Regions from separate parts of the Mus musculus genome. Here regions 1 and 2 are each linked to region 3. A link is a loop called in an ENCODE intact Hi-C map of the cell type or tissue named here. Cell type or tissue: gastrocnemius. All regions are shown on one strand.

Region 1 (8,000 bases), 96 kb before region 3:
GCTGAGTAAATCCTTTCTAGCGCTTTCTGAATTCTGGCTGGCTGGTTCAACTCAGCTGTTTTGGCTCAGACTCTTCTCCAAACTGACTGATTCAATCTGGCTTCTCTCCTGGCCTCTCCTGAACTGCTCTGCTTGGCCTCAAACTAATTCTGGCAATCTGTTTTTACTCTTCAGGCTCCTTCTTATTTGGCTTGATCTGTCTTTCCCTGCATCTAGTTTGTCCTCTCTCTACAACCTGTCTCTCTATAAAACTGTCCTGGTAAAACTGCCTCCTTTCTCTGTACTGCCCCTTAAGTAGCTTCCCTTATGTCTCTTCTCTTGAAAGTTGGACATATCCTATTCTGTCAGATCTTTCTCTGATTCATCACATTGTCTGCTACTCAGTTAGATATCACTTTCAAAGGTGGGTGTTTCTACAAACTAACTTTACCTTCCTTGTTTGGGATTAAAGGTGTGTACTAAGGGCGTGTCTATATTCTAGGAAGAGGGTTTAAGGTGTGTGCTAAGGGCTGAGCCACACCACAACTAGAAACAAGTTTTTCCAGTAAAGGACACAATCTTAGTTTACAGTGTAATCAGCTATCTTCCCACAGCAGTTGGTGCCACATTAGCAATTTACTGAGTACTTAGGCAGGAATCACGCATGTCCTAGGTCTGTGTTTTAATGGCCATTTTAACTAACAACCAGAGGTAGGCTCAGAGGTTTAAGCTGCTCTACAGTGTGTTCAGTCCCACATCAGTCACTAACTGTAGTGATGCCACTTTTTGCCACTATTAACCTAAGTGAAGTGGAGCACAGCCTGTCAGCCATCCCTGAACTCCCTGGGGTGCAGTCATTTAGGTCAGCAGTACTTTACATGTGATGGAACCACTTTCTCATTAGTTCAGCCATAGACTCTTTTGGTTATGATATTACTTATCCAGGCCACATAGTTCTCAGGGAGTGAGAACTGGGAGATATTCCTAAATTCATTATTTAATTTTCATTACATTAAAACTTTTAATTTTGTGTATTGTCTTTGTGTTTTGTGTGTTGCCAAGGTGAGCCTGTGGAGGTCAAAGCACAACTGTGGGAGTCGCTTCTCTCTTCCCATGTGGCTCTCATTGATCAGGAGGTCAGAGTAGGGCATTTGGGGCCTGGAACTAGATATGGGTGGTTTCGAGCTACCATGTGGGTGCTGGGAATCTAACCTGGGTCATCTGCAAGAGCAACAACACTGTTTACTTCAGAGTTATCTCTTTAGCTCCTAAGAGATATTTCTTAATTACATGTGGATCTTACCATTTAGCTTGAGGCCCATGTGAGGCGTTAATATTTGAGGAAGTAGTTGAGAACTGGAGATGCTCTCTTGTGTTTTTGGCAGTACTGTGGTCTGCTAGGAAAACAGTAACAGGTCATCTTCTTGCTTTTCAGGACCTGAATGAGTTTAAGGAGATGGCAATATGTGTCTTCCCCAGGTAAGCCTTGTTCAAGAGCCCTGACGTTTAAGACACTGAGTGAGGCGTATGCAGCGCAGTTAGTCAAGTGGACAAGCTGGGAGGCGAGTTAATGGATGGGACATCCCCAGCGTTGCCATAGTTGACTGTTTAAATTACAGGTAGTTTGATCATGCCTTTAAAGATCGGATTCTAACAGAGTGAAAGTGGAAAGTAGGTGACAGCTCCCTTTTTCTCTCCTGCTTCAGCTGTCTGAAGGACTGGTGAAGGGTCCTGTCATAGTTCTGGCCATTCACACATGTGGGATGTACCAATTTAATTGTTGATGTGTCTCAGCTGACAGTGCTGTTTCCTCAGTTAAGAACTAGATAGAGGCTGTCCCCATTCTGTGTCTGCTTCTCCCACTCTGGGTAGCCAGGCTCATTGAGCACTCAGCTATACTGGAGGGAAGACAGGGATGCACAGATAGGATCTTGGTTAGTGCTGAGTGCAGGGTAAAGAACACATGCACCTGGGAGCAGCTTCAGAGAACTGGCTCCGTTTATTAGGGGAAACAGAGGCTATTTAAACCTTTGTGGGGTATGGTGGCAAGTATACATTATTGGCTGGGGCCGGAGTGCTGAGGTTGCCTCATTTGCATGAGGAAGAATTCTAGGTGCGCTGTACTTGACCTTATGAGGGGAGAGGAAGTTTAACCTGATCATTGCCTACATGAGCTCCTCTGAGGAGGCAAGGGTCAGGGTACAAGACAACGTGCACCAGGACCTGCAGGCCTAGAGCCTGAACAGAACAATCCTACTCCTGCCGATTGTCCCCATTCTTGCTCCAGGCCTGCTTTTTTGATCCCATGGCTCTCTGGCCCCACACATCTTCTATCTTTGATTAAACACTATTAGTGTTTTCCACAGTCAGCATTGCACTGCATGCTAGTTTGACTACACCATGCATACATGTCTGAGGAACCGCAAGTAAAATGCATGGAGCTTGAACAGTAAGACAATATGTCTTTTGAAGGAGGGCAAGTTAGGATAGCTATTGCTACTATGGCCACAGTGTTTATATTTATGAGAATTTGTCCATGGTCACTCTGTTCCCTGGTATTTCTGGTCCCTGTAGTAGAGTAGTTAAGTGGTCTCCTTTTCTCATAGCTGTGATGCACTACCTGACAAAATCAGCTGGCATCGGTGTGAGGGTACAGTCTGTCTTGATGGGAAAGGAAGGGTGGGGGTTTTGGAGTTGAGCACTTCTCACAAGAACTGATCAGGAAGCAGAGAAAGGATTTACCTGCCTTTCTCTGCTATTTTACCCACTCAGTGGTAGTGCTGCCAGCGTTCTAGGTGGGTCTTCCTTCCTCAGTTAAGCCTCTGAAAACTTCCTCAAAGACTGACACAGAGGTGTGCTCATGGTTGATTTCAAATCCAGTCATGTTGACACTGGAGCTTAGCTGCCACTGTAAGAAATGGTAGCAGGAAACTTCCCAATGCAGACTTTGGCTTCCATAAGAGTTCAGACTGCAAACCAGATGGTGGCAGTGGGCAGTGGCAGTCTGGAAGGGTGGATCCACAGAACAGTAAAATGTGCAGTGCCTGCCTCACTTTCAAGATAGATGCTAGCCTCCTCCCTCCAGGTACAGGTACGGAACCTGTCCCTTTGGCTTAGTATGGACTGCATGCAACACTTCAGTGAGTGAAGGAAGCCAGAGGATGGGACTCTGTCCTCAGCTCATCAACCACATTGCCGCTCGGTTCACACTGACCAGTGTGTTTGTTTCATCTGTCCACTTCTATGTGTTTTATGAAAGTATTTAATATGTGAAGAATATGTTTTATTTATGAAACATTTTAAGTATTTTATATTTTAACAAAGTACATTTTCAATATTGATATATATTTTATTTACCTTATTAAAATGTATTTTGTTTCCAGACTCTTGGATACTAAGTTGATGGCCAGCACACAGCCTTTTAAGGTATTATTTAAATCTGAACTATCACTCATACGATATAATTTGAGATTTCTGTTTGTTTGAGACAGACTCTTGGTATGCTAGGCAGGCCTTGAACTCACCCTGTAGCTGATAGAAGTAACCTTGAACTTCTGATCCCTCCTGCCTTTGCCTCCCATGTGGTTGGTGCAAGTGTATGCCATCATGTCCAGCTTTCTTTGAAATTTTTTGTATGACCACAAATAGCTTTGGAATTCTGATCTAGTTAAATGCGATTTCAGACACGTTAAAAAATTAGAAAGGAAGAAGAGAGAATTTTGAAAAGAACAGAAATAATATAAAAATGTGAAGTTATCTTTATTTTTCCCACCACCACCACCCTGCAACACACACACACACACACACAGGGTTTCTCTGTATAACTGCCTTGGCTGTCCTGGAATTTGCATTGTAGACCAGACTGGCCTTGAATTCAGAGATCCACCTGCGTCTGCCTCCCAAGTGCTGGAATTAAAGATGTGCTCAACCACTGCGCAGCTTGTCATGTATGTTATTCAATAGCTTATACCTGCAGACAGTTTGTCCTTTTTCTGCCTGCCTGCTTATTTTGCATATTTGGACATATATTCTAATAAGGATAATTAGTTAATTATTTACATTCTTGTCAAGGACTTTCTGAAGCCTCCTGAACAATACGTTAAGACAGTGCTTTCTAGTTCTGTGTCTCTACCAGCAATGGAACTGCCTGTAGCCTTTTTGCAGTGCCTGTCAAAGTACTGACATCCCCAACCCCTCAGCAAACAACATGGAAGTTTTTTTCCCTCTGCCAGTTTTATCCCCAAAATTTTGCTTTTGTAATGAGGTTGGCTTTAAACTCCTCCTCCTGCTGCCTCAGCCTCCCAGGTAGCTGGGATTACAAGTGAGCACCAGCACTGCCTGAGTTTATAGGTTTTACCCTGTAAGTCTTTCCATTCATCACCTTTGAGTAGTGACCCTTGAACTTGTTCCTTTCACAAATGTGTTCTAATGGCTTCTGTTCTTTTAAGAGACACAAGAGGGCAGTATGGCGTGCATTTCCCACGTGGATACCCTAAATTGGCTCTCCTTAGTCTCTTGCTGAGATGACATGTCCTAATTCTCCGCTTACTGCTTTGCAGGATATCATTAACAACACATCCCTTGCAGAGTTGGAAAAGCGGTTGAAAGAGACACCTTTTGACCCTCCCAAAGTTGGTAAGAATATTGAACACGAAAACCATCAAACTTTGGAAATTACTATGTTAATATGTTATATTCAACTTTGGAAATGCAAATACGTTATATGAAATGTCTTGGAAATGGTAATGTGTTATTTGTGGACTTTGGCTGGGTTAACTTCTAGGCCCTTGGTAGATGGCTGCTTTCTGAATAATGATGGTATTCTAGTTCCATGTCCAGCTATATCCACATCATGTTAAGAGTTTTATGGTAGCCATTTACTGTGATGTTTGGCAATTAAAGTTTTAAGGCTTTTATTTCCTAATGCTTAGAATTCTTCCAAAATTTGATGTATCCTTTTATCTGGTGCATTATTTGAAGATAGACAGTATGTCAGTGACTGATCATTGGAGATGCAATGAAAATACATTTTGGGTCTCAGAAAACCTAAGAACTAGGCGTGCTGCCTAGATGAGAGCATACCTGTGTCCTCTGAGCTAAACAATGTCACTGAGGAAAGCCTGTGTTGAGGCACTGTGTCCTCCGTCCTGTTACCCACATTGAGTTGCTGACCTGCAGTTAGCATTCTATGGGCTGTGGTCAAAGACACTGATCACAGCACTAATGGTCCAGAAGTTGGTGATGCAGGTAGTAGGGTAGCATTGCTTCCCTTCTGGGTAATAGTCCAAGAATCCAATTACGATGTGAACTGGGTAGAGGGAGGGAAACCAATACCCTGTGTGTAACTGTGTAATGGGATAATTGATCTGGGGAATAATGATCTTCAGCAGGTGGTGTCTAGGGTCTTACTTAAGCACTACATTGTTAAAAGGCTTTCTTTCTTAGCAAGTGTCAAGCCCAATATTTGGTATGTAAGGAAATTAAAGAATTCTTACATAAAAAAGCATAAATGATTCCAGCCATTCCATCACTAGTTTCCGCTCTTGCTTCTGACGAGACACTGGCCTTTTTTGGGGGGGCGGGGGGTGCTTTTTGAGACAGGGTTCCTCTGTATAGCCCTGGCTGTCCTGGAACTCACTTTGTAGACAAGGCTGGCCTCGAACTCAGAAATCTGCCTGCCTCTGCCTCCCGAGGGCTGGGATTAAAGGTGTGCACCACCATACCTGGCTCGACAGTGTTAAAAAACACTCATTTCCCACTTGATTTTAGGAAATAATTACTTATGAGTAAGAGCTGTATTCTGTCCTATTATTTTCATATTTCTTTGGCACAGAACTTACTGAAAAGCAGATTATTCTCACATTCATTCAGCACTTGTATGTGTGACTAAGAACCAACTTATGAATGGTTTTGTAGTACAGTGGCCCCATGGACTAAGGGCAGCATTACAGCAAGCTCTGATCTATTTGGTCTGTATAAATTGCTAGGTTTGCACCAGCCGGGGGCCTGCTGCATCTGGCTGGACTTGTTGTTTTCTGGGACTATTTGGGACACTGGTGGAGGATGGTCATGAGCATGTGGCATGTTCCAGGACCCTGCCATTTGCTGCCCTCCCCCAAAGCCTTACGAGGGGAGGTGGATTATCATCTCATTTTTAGACAACTGGGGGGCTGAGGGGTGCAGTGCTTTGTCCAAGGGTCACATTTGTGTGAGTGACGGAGGGAGGGATTGACGGTCATCGCATGACCTCTCAGCGCCTCTGGTTTGTTATTTACTTTGCCTACAGAGTCTTACTTTGTAGCCGAGGTTGGACTAGAACTCACTATTTAGCCTAAGCTGGTCTCAAACTTGCTGTGGTTCTTTGCCTCAGCTTCCCACGTACATCAATTTTAGGTGTGGCCACCGTGCCCAGCTTGAAGTTCTGCTTAGTCTCTGCTTTGTCCTACATGTATGGTAAGAGTAGCAAGGAGGACTTGTCACAGGATGGGAAACATAAGATTGCAAATGGCTCCAGTCGGTGTGGCTGTGGAGGCCTACAGCTGAATCTTGGTAAGGAAACTGAGGCCTTTTTTTTTTTTTTTTTGTCTGAACTGCAATTCCCATTTTTAGGGATTTTGTTATCTCATATTCTAAGAATAGAACTGAGCAATAAGACAGATTTCTTTGTGTCTTCAGGCCACATACAATACACAAGACTGCATGCAGTATGGATTTGGCCAGACATCATGCTTCATATTCTGCAGTGCTCTGGGAGAAATTGATCGTTCCTTTGTTTCCTCTTTAGAAAGTGCAGAAGGCTTTCCAAGCTACGACACAGCTTCTGAGCAGCTTCATGAGGCGGGGTACGATGCCTACATCACAGGGCTCTGCTTCATCTCCATGGCAAATTACTTAGGTACCTGAGATACATGTTTCTGTCAAATAGAGTGAATAGAGGCGGCTTAGATAACAGATCCATCCGTGTTTCTCCTGGTGCAGGAGACTTGGAATCCTGGGATTGAGGTGCCCACACCTGGACACCAGCTTTCTAACAGTTGTCGTTTACATATCCTCACACTGTAGAGTGCTTGAGGGAGGAAGCACCTGTGTTTCTCGTGAAGGAACCAGTTACCCTATTTGACCCCCAGATAGCGCATTTAAGGTTATCATTGTTTGGGATGTGGCTTCCATCTGGAAGTGGGGAAGGGATGGCAATCTGCATCACCACTGTGGTCCTAGGGTCTGGCCGTCCTTATAGAAGCAGGAGGGTGATGAGAGGGGAGCTAGAAGACTTGAGGTGGGGACACTCAGGAAGGGACAGCTGCCTGCTGCCTGTTGTAAGATGTGTGGACCTTCAAGAGTACCATTACCTCTCTGAGTGTAACTCACCATGTCTGAGCTTCTGCACGTTGACCATGTACTGTGTGTAATATCCTGCTTCTCTTCTCTAGGTTCTTTACTCAGTCCTCCAAAAATGTGTGTGTCTGCCAGATCAAAGCTCATTGAACCCTTTTTTAACAAGTAAGTAAGCAGAGGGTTGCAGCCTGATTCTCACACTGTGGATAAGACCCATATCTTGGGGGACAGGGATCCAGGGTATATTTTAATTAAATATTTCTCATCTTTAGTTCTCAGATGTTTTTTGAAAGTAGAAGTTGACTTTTTGGAAAGAAAGTATTTCTGATGGCATAGATCTTTTCCAAAAATAAAAGATAGTGGTTTTGGCATTTAAATTACCTTCAAGGGATGCTTGTGTTTTAGTTAAATCCACTTCCTATCAAACTTTACACATGACATTATTATTTATTCGTATTTGCCTTATTAACTGATTACATGTTATTTCTAAGGAGATGTTAGATAAATAGGATGCTGAGCTAAGAAGCCACGCTTGTAATTGCATGCTCATTGGTTCTCTGTTTGCCTCGTTTTCCTTTTGTGGTGTGCAGGGGATTAAACCATGGTCTCATGCATGCTAGTGTTCTCCTGTCTATTTCATCTAACGAGGGAAAATCTTGTACTTGCGATTTCTGAAGAAGTCTTAA
Region 2 (8,000 bases), 200 kb before region 3:
TGGCACTACCAAAAAAAGAATGGGTGAGAGGTACACCCCTTAAAATACAACTAAGTGATGGGGTCTGGTGAGGGAAGTAAGACTGTCCTCCTACCCTGACAACAGAAAAGCGAGAAGTGGGTCCCCAAAACTCTGTCAGGACTGAGTAAGTGGCCCTAGTGTCTTAGAGGAAGGAGATGGGCTGCCCACACACCACAATATCTACCTGGGGCTCCCTGCTAGTGATGGCAGTGGTCGGGTCAGGGGAGCTCAGGCCTTGTCAGTCGGCCATAGCCAAGCCTAGGAGACCAGTTAGAGGATTGTTTGGGGGTGATGTCCCTCTGTTCTGTGTAACATGAGGGCAATCGACAGCCCAATGTCTCTCTTGATGGCACCTAGGGCATGGCCCCCTTGGCTTGCGGAAGTTAGTGCAGGCTTTTGCTCAATGATCTTGTTGACCACATTTGTAGCAGGTACCTGGTGGTCTCTGGGTCTTAGAAAACCAGGAGTCAAGGGCAGTGACTGGGGCTCGTTGGATAGCCTGTGCCAGCATATGGTATTGTTGTTTGCAAACTTTCTCATCTCTTTTATGGTATACTTTGAAGGCCAGCACTAAAACTTCTGCCTGTGGAGTTAGGGGTCCCCTTTCTAGCTTTTTAAGTTTAGCTCTTATGCCGGGGTAGCTCTGGGAAGAGAAATAGGTCATCAGAAGTAGCTTACCTTCTGGGTTTTCAGGGTCCATATTGGTATGCTGTAATAAAGTCTTTGTGAGGCATTCCAAAAATTGAGATGGATTTTCCTGCGTGTCCTGGACAACCTCTTGGAGTTTTTCAAAATTTACTGGCTTTAAGGCTGCCTTTCATGGATTGGAGAAATGGCTCAGCGGTTAAGAGCACTGACTCCTCTTCCTGAGGTTCTGAGTTCAACTCCCAGCAACCACATGGTGGCTCACAACCATCTGTACTGGGACTTCTTCTGGTGTGTCTGAAGACAGCTACAGTGTACTCGTATACATAAAATAAATAAAATCTTTTTTTAAAAGGCTGCCTTTCTAAGACCTGCCAAAAGGCATGTAATAAACCTGTCTCTGGCTAAAATACCACATGTGGAGTTATAGTCCCATTGAGGGTCCTGGTCTTAGAAAGGCAGCCTTTTAGAACTGTCTCCGATCCCATCCGCTCTGTTTGATGAATTTCGTCTGCACGTGTTCTTGCTTGCTCCCAAACTCGCCTGCATTCCTCGGGAAGTAAGTTATCAGTAAGTATCATATGTACATCGTGGAAAGTCAAGCTGTAAGATTGAGTGATATATTGAAACTCTTTAATAAAGGCAGAGGAGTTAGAGGTGATGGTCCACATGGCCGTGATCTCACTGCTTGTGCGGCCCCTGCTGTGGTGTGTGCCATAGCAGCTGTTGATGCTACTGCTGATTCCTGGGTTTCAGCGCCAAAACGATGTATTAAAACAGCGGCTTATGTCTGAACACAGCACACTAGACCAAAACAGTTCCATGGGTGAGAGGTTTATTGGGGGTGGGGGGCGGTGGTGGCAGAAAGAGAAGGGAGAAAAAAGAGAGGGAGGGGTGTTCCCCTTATTTATAATGACGAAATGCAGGTAAAGGTACCACTGGATTTTATCCTCAGCTCCAGAGCAAAATTCTTTACAGAAGTTATAGCTTACCGCAGGAATTTGACACTCGTGATGACCAAATCACATGGAAGGGAATGAATTATCCAAAGTCTCCCAGATTATACTTGGAATATAAATCAAGATTATTTTTGGGAGCCGGGCGTGGTGGCGCATGCCTTTAATCCCAGCACTTGGGAGGCAGAGGCAGGCGGATTTCTGAGTTCGAGGCCAGCCTGGACTACAGAGTGAGTTCCAGGACAGCCAGGGCTGCACAGAGAAACCCTGTCTCGAAAAACCAAAAAAAAAAAAAAAAAAAAAAAAAAAAGATTATTTTTGGGAAAGCCTTCACCCTGAGTCTTCTCTGAAGATTTCAGGAAGGCCATAGTAAGCAAAGTAAAGTTGTTCTTCTAACAACATTAGTTCTTCAGGATAAGAACTAGGTTTAGGTGCAGTAACATGTAAGCCCAATTCCCAAAGCTTTACAACAGTACACATTCATTTCTTAGGCTGGAGAGATGGTTCAATGGGTAAGAGAGGTTGCTGATCCTGTGGAACATCAGAATTTGGTTCCCAGAACTAAGGTTAGGAGGTTCAGTATCACCTGGAACTTCTCACATTCCAGGGATCTAGCAATCCTTCTGGCTTCCATAGGCACCTGTACTCACAAGGTTATATTCTATATAAAGACATACATACAAGCATAATTAATTTTTCAAAGAATTACTTATTTATCTTATATATACTTTAGCTATATGCTAAACATTGTAGCTGTTTTCAGACACACCAGAAAAGGGCATTCAATTCCATTACAGATGGTTGTGAGCCACCATGTGGTTGCTGGGAATTGAACTCAAGACCTCTGGAAGAGCAGTCAGGGCTCCTAACCGCTGAGCCATCTCTCCAGCCCATATTTAATTTTTTTAACTTTAAAAAGGTTTTTTTGTTTTTTGTTTTTTGTTTTTTTGGTGCGGGTGTGTGTGTCTTTAATCCCAACATTTAGGAGGCAGGAGAACTTCTGTGAATTCAAAGGCAGCCTTGTCTACTTGTCTATAGAGTGAGTTCCAGGACTACACAAAGAAATACTGTGTTGAAAAACAAACAGGAAAGATTTCTTTCCAATACCTTATAACTACAACAGACTAAGTGCTTAGCCTTCACTGGGACCAGCAGTTCTGAGACTGAAGGAATGATAGACACCGACACTTGCTACCTCTAAAAGCTTCTGCTAAAGAGATACCTAGGTCCCTTTCACCACATTTCATTGGTCAAGTGACCCAACTTCCAGCCTGCTAGGTGAAATGATCAGTGTTATTAATGATAAGGCATACAAGCTACCCAAACACTGGGGGGGGGGGGGGGTTGGTGTGTGTGTACTCATCCCGGGCTGCCTCTTAACTCAATACGTACCCAAGACCTGAACTTGTGTTCTTCCAGCCTCAGCCTGCAGACTGATGGGATCACAGGCACACATCGTCTGGTTTAGCTGTTTTGCTTGTGTTCTCCATTAATTCTCTCTCTCTCTCTCTCTCTCTCTCTCTCTCTCTCTCTCTCTCTCTCATTTGTATGTGTGCACACGTGCACACTTTGTTTCTTTTTCCAATACTATAGTTCTCTTCAAATATATATCTCCAGCTTTGCAATCTTTATAATCAGAAAATAAGTTTCTTCCTTTTGCCCACACCTAAATCAAATACTGCCTGGTAAGAATCTTTAGGCCTAGGTCGTCCACCAGGGGGCGGCCTGTACCACTGCTCCAGGAATTCCTATTGGCAGCAGGACCTCTGCCTAGCTGAGTCTGTCTCTCTTCCTTTGGTGTCTTTGCTCCATGGTCCCATCACATTCCTACGTATCTGGAAAGTTCATCTCTTACGTGGCTTGGAGAGTTTTCTTTAAGTCCCGAGGAAGAGGAATTGCAAGATTTCTGTCCCTGACCTCATGTTCTATCTCAGCAGATTTCAGTCCTGGATCTAACCACCAGGGCTATAACTAGATTCATCAGCTTCACCCTCTGCAGCATTTTCCACGGGGCAACCCTCAACCAATCAGAGACAGGAGCCTAGAGCTTCTTTCGTTTGTTCTCCGCATGGGCACTTAGGATACAATTTCTAGATGAATTCCCTAGAAGGTCTTGTTTGTGTGAGCTCTGCTCACTCAGACACAGAAACTTGTTCTTGCATTTCTGCCTTCCTCTGGCTCCATTCTCTGCTCCCTGGATATACTTTACAGCCCAGGCTCTGCTTTTGGGAAATGACAGATCATTCAGTCTGAGACATGGAGGTTCATACCCTGGAACCAAAATCCTTTGCTATCCTGTCATTGTCCTGCTCCCATCTTCACATCCCTTATGTCTTCATCCTGTCCCTACAGTCAGTAGAGACTTCTGGGGACAAAACTGTACCTGGTCCTCTGTTGTGTTCCATTAAAGGACCTGCCCTTGAGGACATGGTGGTCAGTCCATGCTAGGGACACGGTGAATGAATAGCAGAGGGACTGAATCAAGTTTCTTTTCTTCCCTCACTAATGGGTGTTGGACCTCCAGCCTCAAACATACTTAACAGCAAGCACATCCACTGATCAGCATCTCCAGCTCTCTGTTTCTTCAACCCCCTTATCCCTGGTTTAAGAAGGATGTCAGTTGCTCAGGCTGACCTTGAGCTAACTCAGTAGCTTTGAGCTTGACCTCCCTTGGACTGTCCTTGAACTTGCCATCGTTCTGCCTCAGCCTCCCAAGCAGCTCTGGGCCTGTAGACCTACCTGAGTTGATTCTTCTTCTAACATTTATTTAGCTGATGGAGGTGGGGAATGTGGCTAATGTGCCTGTGAAGGGAGGTGGCTCTCGACTTTCAGCATACACTTCCTGGAATCAGATTCAGGTCCCGAGGCAATGTAGCAAGTGCCCTTAGCCACTGAGCCATCTTGCTGGCTCCTAGCTTTCTCAGACATGCTTTTACTCGGTAGCTCAAGCTGGCTTAGAACTCACTATATAGTCTAGTCTGGTCTCAAACTCACAACAATCTTTCTACCTCAGCCTTCCAAGAGGTCAATGTCTTTTTCACAGAGCAAAACTGAGGAAAGGTGAGAAAGAACTCCCACGGGAGGTGCTCCAAGAGCGGAGTGCTCTGCATGAAGCGTCTTGAGGAACTACGTACCACCATGAGCAGTCCTGTCCCTACTCTCAACTTCTGTTTTTCATCTGTCAGTAGAGTACCCAAGCATCTTCCAGGACGTCAATTTCAAAACAATGCCCTATGGTCATCTGCAGGGACCCTCCTGGAACAGGTGGCTCTGAGTGTTGGGGTCACAGGAGGCCATGCCCTTTCTTAGGGTGCTGAACACTCAGGTTGTCATTTACTTTTTCTATAATCTAAAAACTTGGAGTATTTGAAATCTCATCTGTCCTATATCAAAAAGGTTTGACTGAGTGGTGACCAAGGCCAGGCAGAGTAGTGATGGCCACACAAGAAGCATGACATGAGACTGTAGAAGGCACGCACACTCCAATGGAAAGAGCATTACCCACTGGGTAGCAGGAAAGGAAGGAAGACTTGTCCCTGTGAATTATCATAGCAGGGACCAAGACAGATTGAGTACCAAGTGGAATGAGTTCTACTCATGGCCCCTCTTCTCTTTTCTTTTCCTTCCTTCCTTTCTTTCTTTCTTTCTTTCTTTCTTTCTTTCTTTCTTTCTTTCTTTCTTTCTTTCTTTCTTTCTTCTTTTTTCTTTTTTCTTTCTCTCTTTCCTTCTTTCTCTCTCCCTTTCTTTCTTCTTTCTTTCTTCTTTCTCTCTCTTTCCCTTCCTTCCTTCTTTCTTTCCTTCCTTTCTTCTTCTCTTCCTCCTCCTCCTCCTCATTTGGTTTGTTTGTTTGTTCATTTGTTTGTTTTAAGACAGGGTCTCTCTGTGGTAGTCCTGGCTGTCCTGGAACTCACAATTTAGACCAGAATGGCCTCAAACTTAGAGACCTACTTGCCTCTGCCTCCTGAGTGTTGGGATTAAAGGCATGGACCACCTACTTTTAATACTTAACATTTTAAAATTATTTTAGTGTGTATATATGAACATGATGCATGGGAGGGCACAGTACAAGTCCAGAGGTCAAAGGACAACTGTGTAGAATCAGTTCTCTCCTTCCCCCTTTACATGGGTTTTAGGATCAAACTTAGGTTTCTAGGCTTGTGTGGTTCCCTCTAAGCCATCTCACCATGCCTCTGGCTTCCCAGTTCTCAGACCCTCAGTGTCTCTCTATGACAGTGAATGGGTTGGGGTCCTAGGCGTACAACCTGTGTTGTGAACCTTCAAGCCAGGGAAACCCAATTCACCTTGTCATTTTTTTTTTTTTTTTTCTGGAGATCATTCTTACCCTTACTAGAATTTGTCCATGGAGGGGGGGTGGTTCCAAGGTTTCACTCAGATCAGATATGAAATCTAAACAACAAAAATTATTGACCAATTGAATAGTGCTAGTCTCAGGGGCAAAAAGCAATAATGTGTCCCAATTATCATGCCTTTTCAGTATGAAAAGTAGGCATCAGTTGAGTACACCTCCTTGCTTACACACATTCCCCAGAAGAACCATAACCATCCACAAACGGGAAGCCTGAGGCAGACTGCACGGGATAGATAACTCCCACACGATCCTGCTCGCTCCATTCCAGCCCTTGTGTCGTAAGCGCCCCTCCCCCACCTCTCCGAGGTCTGCCTCATTGTATAGTCCAGGCTGGTTCCGAACTCCTCACGTTCTTCTGACCTAGCTTTCTAGTCCACCACCACCAAGGCTCCAGCTCTTTTTATTAGAAATGGCTGCCTGACTTGGGACAACCCTTGACTACCTCAGTTTCTCGCTTTGTGGTGGTATTAGTGAGGAGATTGTAGAGTGTTAATTGTGACTGCCCCACAGGAGCAGTTACCCGCGTTGTAAAATGTTACAGTAAATTAGAATAACACGGCGAAAATTAGCATACCGTCCCCCTCCCTCCCCCACCCCCACCCCGCATTTTAACTGCAGCGTCAGCAGCATCTTTACACTCTGTGGAGGCATCCCCGAACCTGATCCCCTTTTGGCCTCAGCATTCCATTTGGTGTCTGGATTACTTTTTGGAACTAATCTGCAGAAGTCAGAGACAGTCACTCCTCAAGGCTCCAGGTGACCACTCCTGCTTGACTCCGCCCCACGGAAAGAAGGTGAGGTAGGGGGCGGGGCTGGTGGTGGGGGTCGGCAGGATTGGTGAGTATACTGGCCCTTCTGGTCAGTCCTACACCTGTCACTCTCCTATGTGTGGGCCACCTCTGTGACGGGCAATAATGCTGCTGCTACTGCTGCTGTTGCTGCTGGGACCTGGACCCGGATTCAGCGAAGGTAAGTGAGGACTGACTGGCTTCCTCCTGCCTGGGATTTTTTCCTCACCGCCCCAACTCAACACCTAGTTCCAGCACCCTGAAGCCTTAAAATCCCCAGTCCCTTCATCAGATGCCCACACATCCATCTTCCCAGACACCCAGGAGTCATGTCTTTGATTCCTTCCAGAGCCCTCCACTTAGGCATTTCACTCAGGAACTCAGAAGGGGAAGAGGGGTTGGTCTCAGAGTCCTCCCTTCCTGAACCCCATAGTTACTGCGGTCCTCTCCAGCAGCCTGAAGCTCCTAGCCTCTGATCCTGAGTCATGTGAACTGGCTATCACTTATAGAGGGGGTTTTCCTCACTCACTCCTACTACTCTAGAAAGGCCCCTCTTGGTGATTCTTTAATCCTAGAGTACAATAAAGCATAGAGGCACAGAACCAACCCCGGCCTTACCTGGGTACAGAGGTGCAGGTGTGAAGCCTCTCTCCTCCTGGACAGGCTCACCCAGACCAACATCTCAGATGCCACAGTTGCTCCAAGCAGCACTTGGCCGGCTAGCACACAGCTCAGGGATGCCTAGGACGGCCCACAATGGGCGTAGACCTTGAGCTTTTACAATGCCCTGTGGGTCCTGGCACTGCCATTGGAGGTTGCCCACAGGTAGACAGAGCAAACAGACCCCAGCCTGGCCTGCCCCACCTATGTTGGCATAAAGGGAGTGTTTTCTTTGGTTCCAAACTTAGTGCTGCTGTGTGTCCCTCACCTGGGCCCTTCATGGGCAGTCTTAGCCTCTAAAAGCAGAGAGTGGCTGGGGGTGGGGTAGGGGGAGCTCTGCAGATGGTTTCAGGGTATGGTGTTGGGAGTGGTTAGGCTAGGTGTGTCTCACCTGGACTTGGTGGCTCCTGAGGTCAACAGACCTTTCCTAGAAGCCTTTCCGTGTGCCAGAGCTACTTGAGTCAGAGATCTGTTCTGGAAGAGCAAGCTAGAAGGGCACCCCCAATAAACAGGCAGCAGCATGGGCCATTGGCAGGGTAAGGCAGCAGGGAGCAGGCTGAA
Region 3 (8,000 bases):
GCAGTGGTGGCACATGTCTTTAATCCCAGCACTTGGGAGGCAGAGGCAGGCGGGTTTCTGAGTTCGAGGCCAGCCTGGTCTACAAAGTGATTTCCAGGACAGCCAGGGCTACACAGAGAAACCCTGCCTCCAAAAAAAAAGAAAAAAGAAAGAAAATGGGAAGAGTGGCATGTCTGTGTACATACTCAGTAAACACCATGAGCTGGAATGTCTGTGTACATGCACATGGCTTGACGTGTGTCCTCGTGTGCTTGTAGCAACCCCTAGCCCTGTATAAATGTAGATGTCACATGAGAAGGGGACAGCTTCTTTATCTGAAGGTGATGAATGTCTGCATTGTACCCAAAGACACACACACTATATAAATATATATATTGCTCATTACCAGAAGACTGGAAGAGAGCCTGCCGTGGCCGAGAGCAGTTTTGTTGGAGGTGAGCTGTACTTTGTCAGAAGAACATGTGCTCCAGGCCGCGTGCAACTCTGTTTGCATCCCAGTTCCAGCTGTGTATTCCCGGGCACAGTTCTTTCGCACTCTGAGTCCCAGCCTTCTCTTCCATAAAATGAGAACAATATCCCTGCCTCACAGAGTAGTCATGAGCATAAAGACAGCTAAGATACCAAAACCGCTCACAGGTACACAGAGATTGTTGTGGGTTAGGAGGTTGTGTTCCCCTCCTCACACCTTGCCTGGACTATTCACCAGGTCATGTGGATGCATCCAGAAAGCCGCGGGATAGGCTTCTGGCTTCCTAACGCCTCTGACCAGAGGCACCCTGAGTGTGGGTGTGGTTTGTGGGTTTCCTGAGGACTCTCACCAAGCCCTCAGACAGGTGTGGGAATGGAATGCTGTGGCTTTCCCCCGCACGTTGTCTTGTAGTGGAAATTAAACATCCCAGCTTTGTCCGTGTTTGTTTATCTTTGTTCACTGCCCCTACTAACATCTCAGGAAAATTACTAAAGTGGTGTTCAGGAATCTCCATTTATTCACCATTTGAACTGTATGTGGTTGCTTTCTTAGTATGTTTGTCTTATTTCCATCTGTCCATCCATCCACCGCTCTACCACCCTCCCACCCATCCATCTACTCACTCAGCCACTCATCATCCAGTCATCTTAGTTTTTGATGAATTTCTCAGTTGTAAACATTCACATACAGGAATTTGGGAGGATGGTAGAGGAGAAATTGGGATTCCCCTTTTAGGTTCAAAATATCCCAGGGCAGGCTGGCCGTTGCAGCAGCCTCCCGAAAGGAGACTAAGAGGAGGAGACGACACGTGCTATTTGAGCTGCATCAGGTCTGACGGCCAGTTGACAGGCAGCGTTTGGTGAGGAGGCCGGGAAAGGGAAGAGGTCCGAAGGGTCAGTAAAAGTGCTAGGTTCTGGCCAGCTTCTCACGGACGCAGGAAAGGGAATGCTGGGCCTTTTTACCTCGAGCCTCAGAAAGGCAGGCTGGCTCAGCCAGACCGTACTGTGGGCATGGGCATCTGGAGAGGAAAAATACAATATCTCATTAGAAGAACATTGATTTTTACCTCTCATTAGCATGGCTTATGGTGAGCCCATCTAGGTGTTCCCTTGGTCAGGTGATGGGCATGGCTCAGTGGCAGTGTTAGGCATCACCAGGCCAGAGATGCTGCTCTCCTCCTCAGAAGGACAGCAACACACCCTGCCCTTACATACTCTGGGTCTTAGCCAGTTAGTAGTTGTCTATATCTAGGGACCTGGGAGAATCATACCTTGAGTAAAATACTCTTTAAGGTACCATTGAATCAGTAACCAATGCTACTGCCCCAGACTTGTTCCTCTGGCCCCGCTCAGCCAACCCCAGTTCCACTCCTAACCTCAGCGGCACCCAGGACTGTTTTGTTTTGTTTTGTTTCTCTCCACAGATTAATCTCTTGGATTTTATGAAAGCTGAATGAGAAAGTCTATACCCAAGATGGTATAAGATTGGGGTGAGGATGTAGCTATATGGCAGAGTGCTTGAATAACATGTTTGAGTTCGGAGTTCCATCCCTAGAGCTGAAAAACAAGAGAGATGAGTCTTGTTTCTCTCAGCATAATGTCGTTGGGCTTTATCTATGTTGTGCATGCAGCATTTCTTTATTATTCACCCATTCATTTAGGTGCTATGCATGTATCTTAGGGTTTCATTGCTGTGAAGAGATACCATGACTATGGCAACTCTCAAAATGGACAGCATTTAATTGGGGCTGACTTATAATTTCAGAGGTTCAGTGCATTTTCATTCTGGCAGGAAACATGGCAGCATCCAGGCAGACTTGGTGCTGGAGGAGCTGAGAGTTCTACATCTTGATCTGAAGGCAGCCAGGAGGAGACTGTCACACTGGGCAGAGCTTGAGCTTATTTTATATATGAGATCTCAAAGCCTGTCCTATAGTGACACACTTCCTCCATCAAGGCCACAACTATTTAACAAGGCCATATATCCTAATAGTGCCACTTTCTATGGACCAAGCATAAAGACACATGAACCTATTGGGCCAAACCTATTCAAACCACTACAGCATGTAATGCAGGGCCCTGTGACGTTAGGCAGGCACCTCACCACTGAGCTACCCTAGCCTCTTGTTTCTTTCTGAGCATGTCTATTCTAACAGTTTGTTCATGACCCATAAACATGTACATTATTTCCAGTTGCAGACTTTTGTAACTAAAATTTGTATAAATATTTTTGCTTAAGTCATTGATTTTTCTTTTCAAAGAGCAAAATTTTTAACTGGGGGAATAAGTAGCAAGGGTCAGGCATGGCCCAAGAAGGGCTCAGGTTAGTTGTGCATGTCTTCTAAGAAGCTGTCAGGTCTTTCTCCAATGTGGCTGTGTCATTTGTTTGTTTGTTGCATATGTGCGTGTGTGGATGCATTTGCCTGAGTGGGCATGTATGTGTTCAGTGCAAGTACACTTACAAGCAGGTAAGGGAGGCCAGAGATCAGTGTCCTGTAGTTTCCTCAACTGCTCCCGACTCATTCGCTGAGGCAGGGTGTCTTGTTGAACCCAGAACTCACCAGTTTGGTTAGTCTGTTTGGCCAGCTTGCCCCAGCTTTCTTCCCCAGCTCTTGAGTTCTGGTATTACAGGCTGGCCACCACATACATGCCAGCCAGCATTTGTGTGGGTGCTAAAGATATAAACTCACATTCTTGTAGCTTCTGTGGCAAGTGTGTTGTCTCCTGAGCCATCTCCTCAGTGTATTTATGTCATTACAAAAAACCTGGGAAGTCCCAGGACTTCCTTTATTTGCCAACATTTCCTGGAATTGGTCTTTGACTTAGCCTCTGGGTAGGGGTGCACTGCATGCAATGACCACGTCAGCCTTTTCTCAGATGCCTAATGTGAGGTACGTACTCACAGTATCTTTTCTTCATCAGATGTTCTGCAGTTGTTTCATCCCAATGTATGGCTTGCAGCTCCCCTTTAAAAAAAAAAAAAAGGTGTGTGCTCCTCTTTGCAAACGTACATGTTGACTTCAACTCAGAGGTTGACTTCAAGAATCTTCCTCTATCGTCTTATTTGAGACAGGGTCTGTCACTGAGCCTAGAGCTCATGATTTGGGTTAAGCAGACTGACCAATGATCCCCAGGATTTGCCCTGTCAACACTGGGATTACAGACAGATGTGCCACCACACCTGCCTCTGGTCCTCACTCTTGTGCACCGAGTACTGAACCCACTGGGCCATTCATTACCTTGGTCTTATTTTAATTTTGATGGATAGATTCTTACCCTGTACCCTAAGACACTCTAAAGTGGTAAAACTGCCCTTTAGTATTTCCTTCTGGAGACATGGGCGCAGTCATGTCTAAGTGTACCATTCGCCTCAGGGTAACTTTAGTGTCTGGTGAGGCTGGATCTTGCTCCCTTCCTCCATAGGGATGTCTTGTCCTTGTAGCACCATCAGTAGAGGCTTTGGTACTTTAGTGGGGAATCAGTGTGGGTGCTGGGTGTGCATTTCAGAAGCTGCTGTTCGTATTGCTAAGTGGCCAAGTCTGGGTGCCCTGCACGTGCCCTTCTCACCTGCAATGTCTTTGCACTAACCTTGATCTTGGGAGGGATCAGGCTGTAACACTTGGCTACACAGAGGCCAGGCTGAGCCATCTGTCCCAACCTGGGAATCACTGATACTTTGAAACAGTTTAATATCTGTGAATGACTTGGGTTTTCAATCTCATGACAGATTCCATGGAGGGCTGGAGAGGTGGCTCAGAGGTTAAGAGCACTGCCTATTCTTCCAGAGGACCCAGGTTTGTTTAATTTCCAGCATCCAAATGGCAGCTCACACTGTCTTTAATTCCAGGGGATCTGATGCCCTCTTCTGGCCTCTATGGGCAGTGTATGAACATGGTGTGCAAACATGCATGCAAGCAAAACACCAGTAAACATAAAATACAAAGGAATACTTTTTAATGTCATTACTTCAGTCATTTTTTTACAGTAATGCAGAATGCCCTGGTGTGTCATAATTTTGTTGGGAATGGGGAATAAAATAGCAGAAAGCTGTTTCCTGTTCCTGCTAGCTGGGAGTCACTTCCCCTCCAAGTTGTCTGGTGTTTGCTAGCGTGAGCTCAGCTTTCCATCAGCTGCTTGGCTGTGTCTATCAAGCTAGACACATGAACTTGAGAAGCACTTGATGCTGGCTCTCTGGTGAGTGCTGTGCTTTCAGCTACACAGGGTTTTGTTTTTGTTGAATGGACATGTTTGCCATGTGTGGTGCTGAGATAGCCGCACAGTGAGACTGCCTCACACAAATGAGTAACTGGACAGAAGAATGAATGAATGAATGAATGAATGAATGAATGGCAGCTCTGACCACCTGAGTTTGATCCCTGAAACTCATATAAAAGTGTGGAAGCGAGACCTAGCTCCACAGAGTTGCCCTCTGACCTTCACATGTGCTCCTTGGCGTGAGCGCGCACGCGCACACACACACACACACACACACACACACTAAATAATAGTAATAACAACAAATTTAAAGGTTTTCAAAAGGATGTTTTATTTAGGATAATTCTTGTCAAAGAAGAAAGGAACAACAAGAAAGAGTACTTTGTTAATGATGGGGGGCTTTTAAGCTGTGTTTGATAAAATCAGAGGCTACTGGGCTGGGCGATGGCTCAGTGGGGAGGACCTAAGTTTGAATCCCCATTCCCACCTGCAGCTGGATATAGTATCAACCCCGAACAGCAACAGTAAGCTGAGAGGCAAAGGCTGGAGAATCCCTGGAAGCTCATGCCATCTAACCTAGCATACAAGGGAGTGAACATTCAGAGACCCTGACTCCAACAAGGTAGAAAGCAAGAACTAACACCAAGATTGTCTGTCCCCTTGTACCCCCCCCCCCAAACACACACATGCGTGCAAGGGTTGGGGGAGGGAGGAGTCTTCATATTGATTTTGTTTGTTTGTTTGTTTGTTTGTTTTGTTTTTTCGAGACAGGGTTTCTCTGTAGAGCCCTGGCTGTCCTGGAACTCATTTTGTAGACCAGGCTGGCCTTGAACTCAGAAATCCGCCTGCCTCTGCCTCCCAAGTGCTGGGGTTAAAGGCGTGCACCACCACGCCCGGCTCATGTTGATTTTTTTTAATGAGAACCAAGGGAACCCTAGATCAAGCTCAGCCACAGCCACACAAGCCAGCCTGGGTATGTAAGTAAAGACTTGCTCAGTGCCCATGCACAGGAAGCCCAGGGTGACCAGCATGCACTTATGCATGTTATGTGGGCACCGTAGCCATTCGTCCTGGGCTTCTTCAGGACCTGGCATTGAGCCTTTTTGCTGCTGCTAAAAGGTAACATAGTACCTGTCCTTAGAGGCATTGCAGGTGTGGCTGCTGTGTCACATGTGTGTCAGTAGGGGGCAGAGAGGCTGTGCCTAAGCTTAGTGTTCTGACCTGTGAACATCTGAATGACTGGTAGCCTATACACCCTGAGTAATCCCGAGACCACAGAAACAAGCCAGGGACTAAGAATCTCACCTGGGACCACAGGCCCTGGGCGGGAGTAGATGACCCTTTCATGGGTCACTTGGGTGGGCCTGGTGAGGAGTGTGCCGAGACAACCACTAGACTCACTAAGCAGGCCTAATGGCACACACCATGCCCAAGATGACCCCCTGCCTGGCACCATAATGAATGAGTGGAGCACAGCACTCTTGAAACCACTCCTGAGATGACCCCAGACACTCAGAGATTCTGTGCACCATTCAGAGGAGCAAGTAAGTGATGGAGAAGTGGAAGAGAAAGAGAAGCAGAAGGATGTGGGCACATGAAGAAAGGCAGACCTGGAGATCGGGGGTAGTGAAGAGCAGCCTGATGTGAGTAGCTGGTGATGCCACCTGGAACCGTGGGGCTGTGGCCCTGCAGCAGCAGGGATCTGTTACCACCAAAGGCCAGGCGGACATCCCTGATCTGAGCTGCAACCCAACATGTGGATGTCTGAGGTCTGTGCAGAACTGGCCCCACCCCTCATGTGGGCATCATGGGAGAGTTAGCCCTGCTCCTAGCTAGCTGCAGTGCTCAGGAGAGCAAGCCCTACACACTGTCAGAGTTTCCAGTGTGCTGGCCCCAAGGATAAGAGCCTGGGAGAGCTGGCCCTACCACTCATCTCTCTTGCAGGGATGTAGGTGAGGGAGATCTACCTTACCTCCTCCTGACTCATACCAGCACTGGAGTCCTGGCCCTGGGGTCATGAGAAAGTAGAGCTATCCCTGCTGCTCACAGACTGCAGTGCTCAGGAGAACAGGTCCTGCACCTCTCCTGTGCAGCAGAGTAGAGCTGACCCTGGTGGTTGGGGTGTGGACAAGGCAGCCCCTGAGGGTGTGACCATGGGAGAGCTAGCCCAGCCACTTGTCTGCTGTGCAGTGACATGGGTGAAGGAGAGCTGCCCACCCCTTTATCCCCTGTCACCTATGGCAGACAAGAGGGCTGTCCCTGCACCTCCCCTGGCCAGCACAGTAGAGTTGAACCTGATGGCAGGGACACAGGTGAATCAGCCTGAGGGTGTGAGCATGAGAGAGCTGACCCCATAACTTGTCTGCTCAGAAGCAGTGTGGGCGAGGGAGAGATGCCCTGCCCCACCTCGTCCCTTGCCACCTACAAGAAGAGCTGGTTCCACCCCTCACCTGCTCCAGCACTCAGGAAAAGTAGCCCTTGCACCTTACCTGGGCAGCATAGTAGAGCTGGCCTTGGATGTGGAGTGAGCAGGCCTGAGGGCAGGAGCACAGGAGAAGCAGCCCTGCCTCTTGTCTGCTGGCTGGTGGTGCAAAGGGGAGACACCCCCTCCTCTCCCTTATCCATTGCCAGGTCTCCCACGAGAGTCATGAGAGTGTAGTGTGAAACCAGAGGCCTGGTACCAGACCAACAAGTCATTGAAATAAACATTTGCAAATAAAGAAATGTGGACAAAGGGGTATACTGTGGGACACACTGTGACACACTACAGCTCTCCCCAGGGTCATGAGAGTGACCCTGTCCCTCACCAGCTGTGACACTCAGGAGAGTGGGCCCTGCACCTTGCCTGGGCCACAGAGTACAGCTGGCCCTGGTTTGGGGGCTCCTGGTGAGCCAGCCCGAAGAATGTGAGAGTGGGAGAACTGGTCAGCTGACCAGCTCAGACACCTCTCAGGCCCAAATCCAGGGCTTTGAATTGGCCCATCCCAACATCTACCCCACCAGTGAACTGCTGGAGTGCATGAAGGGGCGGGTTCTACAGATCCAAAACTACAGGATCTCCATGACACAGGGAAACTGCAGGATTTCTGAGTGGAGTCCCTGTGAGGTTCCAGTATCAAGAGACTACCAGAAGCCAGAGGCCTTGTACCAGACCAACAAGTCATTGCAATAAAGGGCTATACTGTGGGACACACTGGGACACACAATAGCTTCCACGAGATTTCCCCTCTGTTGTAAAAGAGGTTGTAAGGGTGAAGGGTGGGTATGAGGGAAAGGGGAGATGAGTGGGATTAGGGTGCGTGATGTGAAACTCACAA

What was found. Peaks named below come from ENCODE experiments on the same cell type or tissue, not always from the same donor. Only the 100,000 strongest peaks of a DNase experiment are listed, where the experiment ranks them.
Region 1: it touches region 3 in a loop (11-fold over the local background); 14 of 42 quality-filtered maps call a loop at or near these places.
Region 2: a loop joins it to region 3, with 3 times the contacts of the local background. A loop is called at or near these places in 15 of 42 quality-filtered maps.

The regions. Positions count from the first base shown.
Region 1 is chr16:13,624,988-13,632,987 of GRCm38, reverse strand. It overlaps Parn (poly(A)-specific ribonuclease (deadenylation nuclease)), which reads left to right. Exons shown (of 24, transcript NM_028761.3): 14 at 1,415-1,458; 15 at 3,363-3,405; 16 at 4,539-4,614; 17 at 6,764-6,874; 18 at 7,410-7,479. Among named protein-coding and RNA genes, the nearest start is that of Parn, 39 kb to the left of the region's middle. In gastrocnemius, a CTCF peak has its summit at 4,436 (motif pointing right); a DNase peak (open chromatin) is centred at 4,439.
Region 2 is chr16:13,729,317-13,737,316 of GRCm38, reverse strand. It overlaps Pla2g10 (phospholipase A2, group X), which reads left to right and starts at 6,833. Exons shown (of 4, transcript NM_011987.4): 1 at 6,833-6,960. The coding sequence starts at 6,906. Pla2g10os (phospholipase A2, group X, opposite strand) reads right to left here and starts at 7,481. Exons shown (of 3, transcript NR_040574.1): 1 at 7,398-7,481. In gastrocnemius, a CTCF peak has its summit at 3,336 (motif pointing right); DNase peaks (open chromatin) are centred at 3,347 and 6,276.
Region 3 is chr16:13,529,365-13,537,364 of GRCm38, reverse strand. It overlaps the pseudogene Gm25276. Among named protein-coding and RNA genes, the nearest start is that of 2310015D24Rik, 12 kb to the right of the region's middle. In gastrocnemius, CTCF peaks have their summits at 4,338 (motif pointing left) and 5,859 (motif pointing right); a DNase peak (open chromatin) is centred at 4,298; H3K27ac peaks cover 1,125 bases.